Regions from separate parts of the Homo sapiens genome. Here region 1 is linked to region 2. A link is a contact called in ENCODE Hi-C or POLR2A ChIA-PET data. All regions are on one chromosome and are shown on one strand. The core of a region is the stretch at or near the end of the contact, and the rest is flanking DNA. Distances in the headings are between cores, read along the strand shown.

What was found. Hi-C counts contacts between places; a loop is a spot of excess contacts on that map. ChIA-PET counts read pairs that join two places held with the same protein, here RNA polymerase II (POLR2A). Pooled maps may share reads with other maps.
Region 1: a map with no recorded cell type shows a loop between it and region 2 (2.0-fold over the local background). The contact joins the promoter of LINC02068 here to the enhancer-like site in region 2. A Hi-C loop is called at or near these places in 1 of 37 single-sample maps with no recorded cell type and 4 of 50 pooled maps. POLR2A ChIA-PET finds 5 or more read pairs at or near these places in 2 of 52 experiments (HepG2 and activated naive CD4-positive, alpha-beta T cell).

What each region holds. Positions count from the first base shown.
Region 1 is chr3:172,593,915-172,600,095 of GRCh38, reverse strand. It overlaps LINC02068 (long intergenic non-protein coding RNA 2068), which reads left to right and starts at 4,489. Exons shown (of 4, transcript NR_146714.1): 1 at 4,489-4,693; 2 at 5,515-5,635. It also overlaps the pseudogene SLC31A1P1. RefSeq lists a silencer at 3,683-3,977.
Region 2 is chr3:172,065,269-172,071,055 of GRCh38, reverse strand. The region is part of intron 1 of FNDC3B (fibronectin type III domain containing 3B); the gene reads right to left. Among named protein-coding and RNA genes, the nearest start is that of FNDC3B, 29 kb to the right of the region's middle. Within about 2 kb of position 4,440, at least 5 of the 41 ENCODE cell types and tissues checked have a DNase peak (open chromatin) inside an H3K27ac peak, as active enhancers do.

The DNA of each region.
Region 1 (6,181 bases), core at 3,240-5,739, 530 kb before region 2:
ATCTCTAGTCTGTGATGGAGGAACTCCCAGCATCCCCATTTTCCACAAATGGAATCCTCACTGTATCCACTAGGAGATTAGAGATTAAGGTTTCTTTACTACTTCTATGGTAGGGTTGTCTGAAATTCCCTTTCAGGCTGTGGGTACTGGTCTTGGGTTCTAGTCATAAGGGGTTCCTTATAAGGAGCAGGTGGAGGGGAATACATTTTCATGTCATTTAATTTTGATCCTGCCCTCTCCAGCTACTTCGTCAAAAGATACAAAGTCTGGGCCAGGCACAGTGGCTCACACACTTTGAGAGGCCAAGTGGGGGTGGGTCACCTGAGGTCGGGAGTTTGAGACCAGCCTGGCCAACATGGTGAAACCCCATCTCTACTAAAAATACAGAAACTAGTTGGGTGTGGTGGCGCATGCCTATAATCCCAGCTACTCTGGAGGCTGAGGCAGGAGAATCGCTTGAACCTGGGAGGTGGAGGTTGCAGTGAGCCAAGATGGTGCCATTGCACTCCACTCTGGGCGACAAGAGCAAAACTCCGTTTCAAAAAAAAAAAAAAAAGTCTGCATTTGATATAATGCCTTACTTACTGGGGTCTACAAATAACGTTGACTGTTTTAGATTGTAAGCTCCTGGAGAGCAATATTGCTGTAGTAGGAATGTTTTAACACTGTCATATGAAAAAGAACAAAATAAATATTCTGATTTTGTGATTTAAAAAAAGAATTAAAAATGTTTACATTTGAAGTTATAAGTTTCTCAGCAACAGAATTTTCACTCATTGCTATTTTTTGCCACTTTACTATATATAAGAAGATATGATTTGTGGGGAGAACATGTGTTCTCATTGTTCAATGCCCACTTATGAGTGAGAACATGTAATATTTGGTTTTCTGTTCCTGTGTTAGTTTGTCAAAGATAATGGCCTCCAGCTCCATCCATTTCCTCAGGCGTGAGCCACCACACCCGGCCGATCTTTTTCTTTTTTATGGGTGCATAGTATTCCATGGTATACATGTACTACTTTTTCTTTATCCAGTCTATCACTGATGGGCATTTGGGTTGATTCTATCTCTTTGGTATTGTGAATAGTGCTGCAATGAACATACATGTGCATGTGTTTTTGTAATAGAATGATTTCTATTTCTTTGGGTATATTACCCAGTAATGGGGTTGCTGAGTTGAATGGTATTTCTGTTTTTAGGTCTTTGAAGAATTGCCACACTGTCTTCCATAATGGCTGAACTAATTCACACTCCCACCAACAGTGTACAAGCATTTCTTTTTCTCCACAACCTTGTCAGCATCTGCTGTCTTTTGACGTTTTAGTAATAGCCATTCTGACTAGTGTTAGATGGTATCTGACTATATAAGTTTATATAATATACAAATATATAATACAAATCATATCTCTTCCCAGTCTTTCACTCTTAGTGGTGTGTTTTAATTAAACTACTGGCTTTTTACATAACAAAAAATTAACTGTTCTCTTTACTGGTAGAAATAATGAATTCAATGAATCATCACTTTTAATTTTGTTTGACATCAAACTACTAAAATATAACATTATTTTACATATGTTTGCAGAATATTAATAAAGAGAATAGCACAGAATGGAGTTTAAGAGACATTGATTTAGAACACCATGGAAATGAATTGATCTTATCGGGCAAAGTTAGCACCCCTTAACCCAGGCTGGGAACTGACAAGCAAATGCAGGTCCTTTATATGAGAGTGAATGTGGTTCAGCCTAAATCCACCACAACTGAACCAAAAATGCAAAAAGGAATTCTTGGATAGAAAAAAAAGCATTATCAGAGACTCCTTTTTTTTTTTTTTTTTGAGATGGAGTCTCGCTCTGTTGCCCAGGCTGGAGTGCAGTGGCACAACCTCCGCTCACTGCGAGCTCTGCCTCCCGGGTTCACGCCATTCTCCTGCCTCAGCCTCCCAAGTAGCTGGGACTACAGGTGCCCACCACTACGCCCAGCTAATTTTTTGTATTTTTAGTAGAGACGGGGTTTCACCGTGTTAGCCAGAATGGTCTCGATCTCCTGACCTCATGATCCGCCTGCCTCAGCCTTCCAAAGTGCTAGAATTACAGGCATGAGCCACCGCACCTGGCCCAGAGACTCCTTCTTATCTGAGTTTTCATTACTTAAATTCCTCTAGAACATGATTATATAGGAATATTTGCCATTACATGAAAGTATTCACTCATGAACCGAACACCCATAAAATTGTTCCCCTTTCAAACAATCTTCTCTGCTTAGCTTGAATGACTATCCCTGATCACAAGTCAAAACTTTTTCAGCCTAACTCTTATTGCTTGTAGAATACTGTAAACATCTGACAACACAAGTCAAATAGATGGCAAAGTGGAGTTGTGATTCTTGCAAAAGATGCAGAATTTCATGAAATTGATGAAAATAATGTTGGAGAACTGCTCCAACATCAAGTATAGTCACGTGTCAACAGACTAGGTAAAAACTGAAGAAAAAAAACGGACAAGGAATCATATAAATTAACACTAAAGAAGAGTAATGGGTAAGGATGATGATACAAGAAATGCTTCCAAAATGTACCAGCTTAAATGTCAGGGAATTTTTTTAATCCCTTTGGAAAATTGATGAAAACCCTTGATTTAAAAAATGTTTTTGGTAAAAAAGATCCCCTTTGATGGTGTTACCGAAAGGTAGTATGAGCTAAACAAAGTCGCACTGTGCCATCCTATAATTTTGTCCAAGAAAATGTGTCCTCTTCATGCCAAATCAACTCCTCAACATTCTTTGGGCTAAGAATTAATGCATAGTTGCAAATAACCATATACATTTTGTTAATTTTAAGATAATTATTTTTATTATTTACCTTGAAATATGCTCTTTATTGTAAGAGGATTAATTAACTTTGGCCCTTTCCTGGTATCATTTATCCTTGGATACTGAGTGCGTCTTATAATTCTGTTTTCTATGAAGAACTTTAGAGATGGAGCTTGTTTGTTGTATTCACACTTGTATGAGGCATTTTGTAAAGAAGTTCTTTACTTTGCAGATAGATAGCATAATAGAAGCACAGGGCAGACAGATGATCTGCAAAGGTCACACTAACAGTGTTTACATTTATGTCTGACTCCACTGCCTACTCTCTTTAGGTCAGAATGCCTCCTAGGCCCTCAAAAGCGGAGGCAGCCAGAAACCCAGCATTATTCTTTCTAATCCTCAGTCCTGTAAATGAGAAAATGATGTCTTACTTTTATAAAGTACTACTAATAATAGGGTCTGCATAGGGTACATGAGTGGCAAAGCACCTTCACAAACATATCATTTGGTCTTCTCTTATCACCCCAGGAAGTGGTGAAGAAGCAGGCAAGTGGGAAACTGAGGCTCGGAAAGCTAAAATGGCTTGTCTGAGGACCCACAGCTCAAAAACAGCAGTGTTGTGCCTGAAACTTAACACTTTTAGACTGTGGTGCCGAGTTCTGTTCTCTGTACCTCTCTGGTTTTTGGCATGAAAATAAAGCAGGGAAAGTTAGCAAAGAAATTCATTAACAAAGTTACCATTTAAATAACCTCTCCATCAAATACATGGTCTTCATACTGCAACATTTCCAGGTGAATAACTTTGGTGTTTCTCTTCTGACAGTGGCGTTCACAATACATACAAGAGGGAGCTTGGAGATCACACATTTCCTTACCTTGGAGGCTGAAGAAGATCCTGGTTTATGAACTCTCTGTTAGTAAGAAAACCAGCAAAAAGGCCTTTCAGATTCTCCGTCCCATATAGTGTGCTATTCAGGAGAGCCGATAGAGGGCGGTTACTGAACACAGATCGTGTGAAAATTAACAGCTTCCGAACTGATTTCTTTGCATTGGCTTTGTCAGTTTTACTTTCTATTTCTTGGGAAATATTTCTATTTCTAGTTCTATTAGATTTCTATTTCTATTCGTTTCTATTTCTTGGGAGTATGTCAGGGGAAGGCCAAGATCATAGCAGCAACGCAGACAGGATTTATGAAGTCTGCTTACCATTTCTCATAGAACTCTAGATTCTCCAAGCCTACAAGATTCTCCAAGCCTACAAGATTTATTCTAATAACCCCTGAAGTTAATCAGATTCATCTTATCCCTGACTCCTCACCCCTCTTCTCTCACCAATACACATGTCCTCTTGCTCCTGGTAATAACACAAAAACAACATGGTTAAATTTTGGACTGAACAATTACTAGGCAAGAGAAAGCACAAAATCCTTTGGTCTTGCACAGCTAATGGTAAGCAGCAACTGGAAATAAAAACAAATACACATTATGAGTTCAGCTATATCTCAAGTTAGTTTTTTTGCTTTTGCTTTTGTTTTCTTTTCCCTGCTCTATTAATGAGTTAATCAATTAAGATTTTCTTTCCTTGCATGGAAAGATTTTTGGCTTTGTTTTTAGATTAAGAAAGCTTTTCTCAGTTTCTTAGTTAATTATGAACATGCACTATCACATCATCTTGGACTCAATTCAAAAACTTATCTAAAACATGTAATTACTGGGAAATTCCAGATTAATTTCCTGCAAGTTTTAGTTAGTTAACGATTGTGTTAAACACTTAAGAGAGCAGCTCCTAGATGACTAAACCTGCTCAGCTGAAATCAAATGCTCTCATGCTTCCCTGAATGGACACACACAGAGTCTCTTCACCTGAGGAATAAAGTGTAAGGTGAGGACCCGGTTCTTACCTAAGAGAACAAAATAGCAAAGACACCTCTATAGCTTTGAGAATACGGACATGTTGGGCCGGGTGCGGTGGCTCATGCCTGTAATCCCAGCACACTGGGAGGCCGAGGCGGGTGGATCACCTGAGGTCAGAAGTTCAAGACCAGCCTGGTCAACATGGTGAAACCCCATTTCTACTAAATATACACAAATTAGCCAGACGTGGTGGTGGGCGCCTGTAATCCCAGCTACTCAGGAGGCTGAGGCAGGAGAATTGCTTGAATGCAGGAGGTGGAGGTTACAGTAAGCTGAGATTGCGCCATTGCGCTCCAGCCTGGGCAACAAGAGTGAAACTTCATCTCAAAAGAGAAAAAAAAAAGGGATACAGGCATGTCTTCTTGAGTTCTGGGTGAGAAAGAAAAAAAAGAATACAGATATGAAAGCTAGTATATACTCATGTATATATGAATGTATATACATTATATAAAGGTATTTATCTTGAGAGCTTATTGTTTTAATAATAATTCTTTTCCTATGGAGAACTCAAAATAATATATTGAGTCCCTGTCTGCATTGCCTTGGCGGGGAGGGAAGGTCGGAAAGAGAGAGAACAGGAGAAACGAAAGTTCACTTCAGGTCCTAGGTCACGTGGTGAATTTGGCAGAGCTTGACCGGGAACGCCTGCTTTTGTTAGACTTTGAGACTTGTAGGAAAACACTCCAAACAAAGGCCTTAAGACAAATCTACCAGTTGAGGTAGGAAATCCACTGAGATATTTAGTAGACAGAACTTGATAATTTCTTTCCTTTCATATTTTCATTTTAGATCTTCAGAACTTTTATTCAGGGGAGAAAGGCCCAGGTAGCTGCTGCTGTTCAGCTTAAGGCTAATCTGACCTTCTATAACAGGAGTTCAAGTCCCAGAAATCCCTAGTCCTCCATCAGAGGTAAGTAAGGATGGCAGCTGAACCCAAGAAAAGGAGCATGAATGATTAACTCTTCCTTCATTTCACCTCAGAAAATGGGGGCTGGGCGCAGTGGCTCACACCTGTAATCCCAGCACTTTGGGAGGCTGAGGCAGATGGATCACTGAGGTCAGGAGTTTGAGACCAGCTTGGCCAATGTGGTGAAATCCCATCTCTGCTAAAAATACAAAAATTAGCCAGGCGTGGTGGCGTGTGCCTGTAATCCCAGCTACACCAGAGGCTGAGGCAGGAGAATTGCTTGAACCCAGGAGGTGGAGGTTGCAGTGAGCTGAGATCACGCCATTGCACTCCAGCCTGGACAACAAGAGTGAAACTCCATCTCAAAAAAAAAAAAAAAAAAAAAAAGGAAAGAAAGAAAGAAAAGAAAAATAAAATGTGGGGAAAAATATTTTACTTTAATACTTTGCCTGCCCTGTCAAGACGTAGTTCATCATGCTTTGTGGGGAAAAAATTCACAATTAAAAGGATTTAGCTCTGTGTGACAGCTGATATTCTTAACTGCAACGG
Region 2 (5,787 bases), core at 3,191-5,690:
CCACATATAAGAAAAAAAATTTTGTCAGCCAAAACCAGTAACCTTGAAAAATGCTGATTAGTTAGAAATTGCATAATCCTGACCAATTTTTGCAGCAAAAATGCCTGTATTTTTCCTGAAAACTTTTTGTTTTAAATTAGATGAAAATATATTTCCGAAAGAACTTATCTGAAAAAAATACTGAAATATTGAAGGATGAAATAATATGCCTGAGATTTGCTTCAGAATATTACAGCAAGGAGCAGAGAATGAAAACGGGTAAAGATGAAACAAGACTGGCACGAGCTGATTGATTGTCAAGGCTGGGTAATAAGTCCAGGGGGATCCACTACTATTCTCTACTTTTGTCTATGTTCAAATTTTTTTCATAAATTACAATGTTTTTAAAAAGCTCATCTAAGAAAAGTGTAAGGTGTTTTTGGCTTAAAGTAAAAGGTAAATGCTAAATATGTGATAGCAAAGATACATTAGTTTCACAGTCAGTAGCCGGAGTGCTAGGATTCTGCTCTTCTCCCCTCGTCAGCCACTACAGACAGCAGGATTTACGATTATCCCAAACAACTGTATGTCCAGGGGAGTGTTGATCCTTTCATGCGACCTGGTTTTGGATCTTGTTTATCTCTTTCTTCACCAATTCCAGAGAAAGAAAACCACAGGGTAGATTGGCTAACACACTCCGGAAATAGCCAAGGGTCTTATTTTGATATCATAATTCTTGAGTCCAAGATGTACCCTATTTTTTAAGACTTTCGAAAGGTTGCACTCTATTGACAGATCTCAGTTTAGCACCAGAACATCTAAAATTGCAGTTACGGTAACAGGATGATTTAATCCCCTAATAACGGCCTGGAAAAATGTTAGCATGTTGAAAATATTTCACGTTCATATCATTTCAAAAGTGCAGAAGATAAGCACCTACAGATTTTCAATTAGAGGTTAGCCAACCTTGAGACATCATACATGCCCTGGAAAGAAAAGGGAGCAGGGGACCTGGAATTCAGAGACTGGAATGGAAGCAGTAGCTTGACTTCTCCCTTTATTTGCCACAGTGCCCTAAGTAAGGAAAGGCACACAACTCTCAGACTAGGTTTTCTCATCTGAAAACTGGGATAATAGTCACTGTGTTCACACCACAGGGTCACTGTGAGAATGCTACAATAAACGATATATATAATAGAAACAGATTTGGAAATACGGTGGTATTTAAATATAAGGCATCACCTTGTAAACTGCTTTAGTAGCCCCCCTAAAATGGCTTTAGGCTATTCCCCTACTTGGAATCTGAAAGGGGAAAAGGCCAATTAAATTGAAGAAGACTAAATGGGATTGTCAGCCAGATTCCACAACTCCCTCCCAGTGAAGCTGAAACAAGAGCCACCTGGCCAGAGCATCAAAAGGGCACTGGACTGAAAAGTCAGATAGCTATGAAAAGTCAGCACAGCAGTCTGGAGAGTAGAGAAACTAAGGCAAACCAGTAAGACTAAAGGCACGCAAAAACAACTTAAAAAACCCACTCATTCACCTATGTAACAAACCCACACGTTCTGTACATGTATCCCAGAACTTAAAATTAAAAAATAAAAATAAGTAAATTTTTAAAACCCACTAATTCTTCAAAGATCTCAACCTTTGCCTAAAAGTATTAATAGAGATATTTAGTGGCTCTAGCCACGTAAAAGCAGCATTTTACAAAACATTTTGCTTAGGAAAATAAAATGAATGAATACCTAAGAACATCCGATTTGATTTTATTAAGATATTCAAAACTGTCCACTTCAAGTGGAGACAGCAGCCAACAGCAGAGCCCTCTCCTGAGGATTCCATGCCCTCACCCTCCCACAGGTACTAGAGTGACCTGCTAAATTGACTGGAAGCCCTGGCGAAACTCACCGGGAGGTTACCAGGTCAAGTAAATTGACAGCAACGTTTTGCAGCAGAAGTACAAGAAGCTGACCTAAATAACTAAATGAAGGACAGGAAAATATGTAACACAGAATAAGATTTACAAAGGAATATGGAGTTTCAGGAGGGGAATGATGTTATGTCCCCTCCCTGAAGACCACAACTGCCTGGCTACAAACCCTAAGTCCACAACTGACTAGCTTTTAACTTCAGGCAAGTTGCTTACCCTCTCACTACCTCTGCTTCTTCACTGGCAAAGTGGAAATAATAAAATAAAGCACCTAATTCAGGACACTGTGAGGATTAAATGAAGAAATGCATGTAAAGCATTTAGAACAGTGTCTGGCACATAGCAAGCACTCAGTCTGGGCTTATTATTAAATTTCCTGACAAAATGTTTTTATTCTTGCTATAAATGAGGGCTCCTCTGGCCGGGCACGGTGGCTCATGCCTGTAATCCCAGCATTTTGGGAGGCCGAGGCAGGTGGATCATCTGACGTCAGGAGTTTGAGACTAGCCTAGCCAACATGGTGGAACCCCATCTCTTCCAAAAATACAAACAATTACCAGAGCGTGGTGGCTTAAGCCTGTGATCCCAGCCACTCAGCAGGCTGAGGCAGGAGAATTGCTTGAACCCGGGTGGCGGAGGCTGCAGTGAGACGAGATTGTGCCACTGCACTCCAGCCTGGGAGACAGAGTGAGACCCCATCTCAAAAAAAAAAAAAAAAAAGGCTCCTCACAAAGTGTCCAAATACTTGCTCAGCAGTTCAGAAGGAGAACTACAAAATTAATTCAAGTAAAATGTCTGAGGAAACAGAGGGATGAGTATTGAAAGTGGGAGCCATGGTCGAGCCAGTCCATCATTAGCTTCTGTTCTTTCTGGCGCTTCCCCATTCACTCGGCAGAGCATCAGCTCTGACCCTGGGGATATAAAGGTGAACTTACAAGCCCTCTGCAGGAGCCCAGAATGGGAGTCCACTGGGGGGAATAGGTGGGTAACTAAATGACAAAAGTGTATAAGACAAAATAGAATCCCCTGAAAAGAGCAGCAGGGGCTACAGAATGGGATCCACCAGGATGAGCCTGAAGAGTTGGGAAAGGTAGACCGAAAGCAAGGCAGTCGCCCTGTGACTGAGGTGGAGGAGTGGGGAGGTATGACAGGCAGTAGAGACACAGGGAGGCCATGTACAGCCCAGAGGGAGAAGATGATGATGGCCTGAACGTTCTCTGCTCTCAGGAGTCATAAGTATTCTACCATTAATTCCCAGAGGAAGTCTCTTCAAAACAGACAGGAGAAGGAAACACCTATAATAAGTCTTGCAGGTTAAGTGGCAGAGAAACAAACTGGTTTCCCTAGGTCTACAAAAGAGCCTGTTCTGTAGTACTAACTCTTGGACCACAAATCCCTAACAAGATGCAAACTTCTGAAGATTCTTAATGGGCCTGTTAAGTAATTTTTTTTTCAAGTGTGATGACATTTTGCTCCACTGATCCAGGTGCAAAGACTGTACCAAAAACCCACCAGAGACTTTGCTTCGTATAGGAAACTCTTGATGTAATTGTAGCTCTATGACTCACGGTAATTATCTTTTTAAAGAAACATAAAACACTAAGAAAGTGTACTTTTATTTTATGATCTTCTATAAAATAACAGCATTAGTATTTCATTCATAAGTGTAATAAAGTAACATCAAACAAGAAAAAAAGCAGAGTCCGACTCTGGTGCCTTAGTGAACGCAGAAAAGCCTCACAGATCAGATTTACAGTAAGCCAGACAAACTCATCTCCACACCACTTTCATCCTTCTCATCAAAAAGGTAGTAAGACTTCAAAAAGCACATCAATCAGGCCATTCTCGCTGTTTAAGACACAACCCCAAAAGAACTCAAACTAATTACAGCGCCACATTATATACAGAAAAATACCACTGCTGTCTGAATAATATCTAAACAGTGGAAATTTAAAAGGACAAAATTAGGAAGCAAAATAATAAAAGCCTAGAGGAGGATTTTGATAGCTCATGGAAGACTGGGTGAGGGTAGGAGACTGCGGACCAAGTCTTATATCTGCACAGGAGAAAGAACCAAGTTAGAAACCACTCTACATAAAGCAAGGAGGAAGAGCTGCAATCTGAGAAAAGGGTGATCTGGTACAAGACCCCTAAATCCACAATAAGAGAATATTGTGTATGTCTCAAAAAGAGAGTATTGTATATGTCTGCTACTGAACAACAGCAACAAAAATTTTTACACTTTTCAGTAAAAGTGCTTCAAAAGAGCTGCCTATGTTCACACACTCGTGCAACCAATTAAAAGTATAATAATCAAAATTAGTTCATTTTCAATGTATAGACCAGAATCTCAAAACAGATAAAAATTCCTTTCTGAAGTATGCAACTTAGTGTCACTTCTCCATGTGTAGCATTTTCTTCGAAAACACAAAACTTTGTTAATGTTCTTCTAACTCCCAAGTTACTCAGTAACCACAAGAGTAACTGAAAGCAGTCTGGGAACAGCAGCACGTAGATCCAGGTCTTAATCTGAGCCTTGTGACCAAGCTTTACTAAATGGCTCAACCCAGACAAGTCCTGAGTTTCCCAGAGGAAAATGAGCTTTATTTCCTGAAGCCTGTAGCCACCTCTGTCCTGAAAGGACAGGAAATTGTAGTCATTTTCGCCAAAACTATATGTAAACAGGCTGCAGAAGGGAGTTACCTAGATATTGCCTTGGGCAGATATTACCTCCCAAAGTCTCAGTTTTCTCATCAGGAAAATAGGAATCACATCGTTCCCCTTCCAGGGTTGATATGAAGGTACACAAGATCATATGTGGAATTTAAGATGCTCTAATGCCTAAAATGGCAAAACTTGGTGTTAGTATCATTATCGCCTCACTGCTCATCTCCCCAGGCCCACCTCCCACCCATATTGAACACCCAAACGTCATCATTACCCCTAGCAACCACAGAATCATGGGAAGACAGAACAGATGAAGTTTGGTAAGCTACTAAATAACAGTTGTGGGCTAACAGCCAGGTTATCAGACAAGCAAACGCAACCCAAATGAAGCTTCTTACCTGCATTTCTACATCAGCTACAATGGTCTTGGTGTATCTCTACATTCCAAGCCTTCATGCATCCTTTGTAAATACTAAGAATCAGGGGTATTTAGGTTGACAAAGTAACTACATTAACCACATAATCATACCTCTACATCATTATCACCAAGAACAACAGTATTCCAAATATTAGACTCATAACTCTAAAGCAACAATTTCCTCCCCTCACTCTCTGGGAAAAAAGAAAGAAAGAAAAACTTTGCAGAGGAATAAAGTGGGAAGCCAGTGTTCTAATATAAACATGACAAGCCCAATTCTATCACTGCAATATACTTTCTGACTTCAGTACAAAAATCTTTTCTGACCATCTGGAGCTACTCCAGGCATGAGGCCAAAACTTTGTAATTCCTTTTCAAAGTAAATGACAGATCAGTAACTGCCACGTTGCTAATGCACAGCCAAAGGGAGCACCTCATATCCTATTCAATGCTCCCTGGAGTTTTACACATATAGTAAAAACAAAGTGCTTCCAAATAAACCTGCCCACTTTCCAATATTCCAAACTGAACAGCGATCCTGTCACTTTTGAACAAGGCGGCATTTCTTCGGGTGTGATCCTATTACCCTATTTCACACACAGGAAGTAGGACTTCAAGTTTCACTAAAAAGTCATATCTACACTAAAATGAATCCTATGTATGTCCACTACTATTTCAGTTCTCCAGAAATGGCACATAGGAGTCTACCAAAAATTTTTTTTCTTTTGAGTCGGAGTCTAGCTCTGTCACCCAGGCTGGAGTGCAGTGGCACGATCTCAGCTCACTGCAA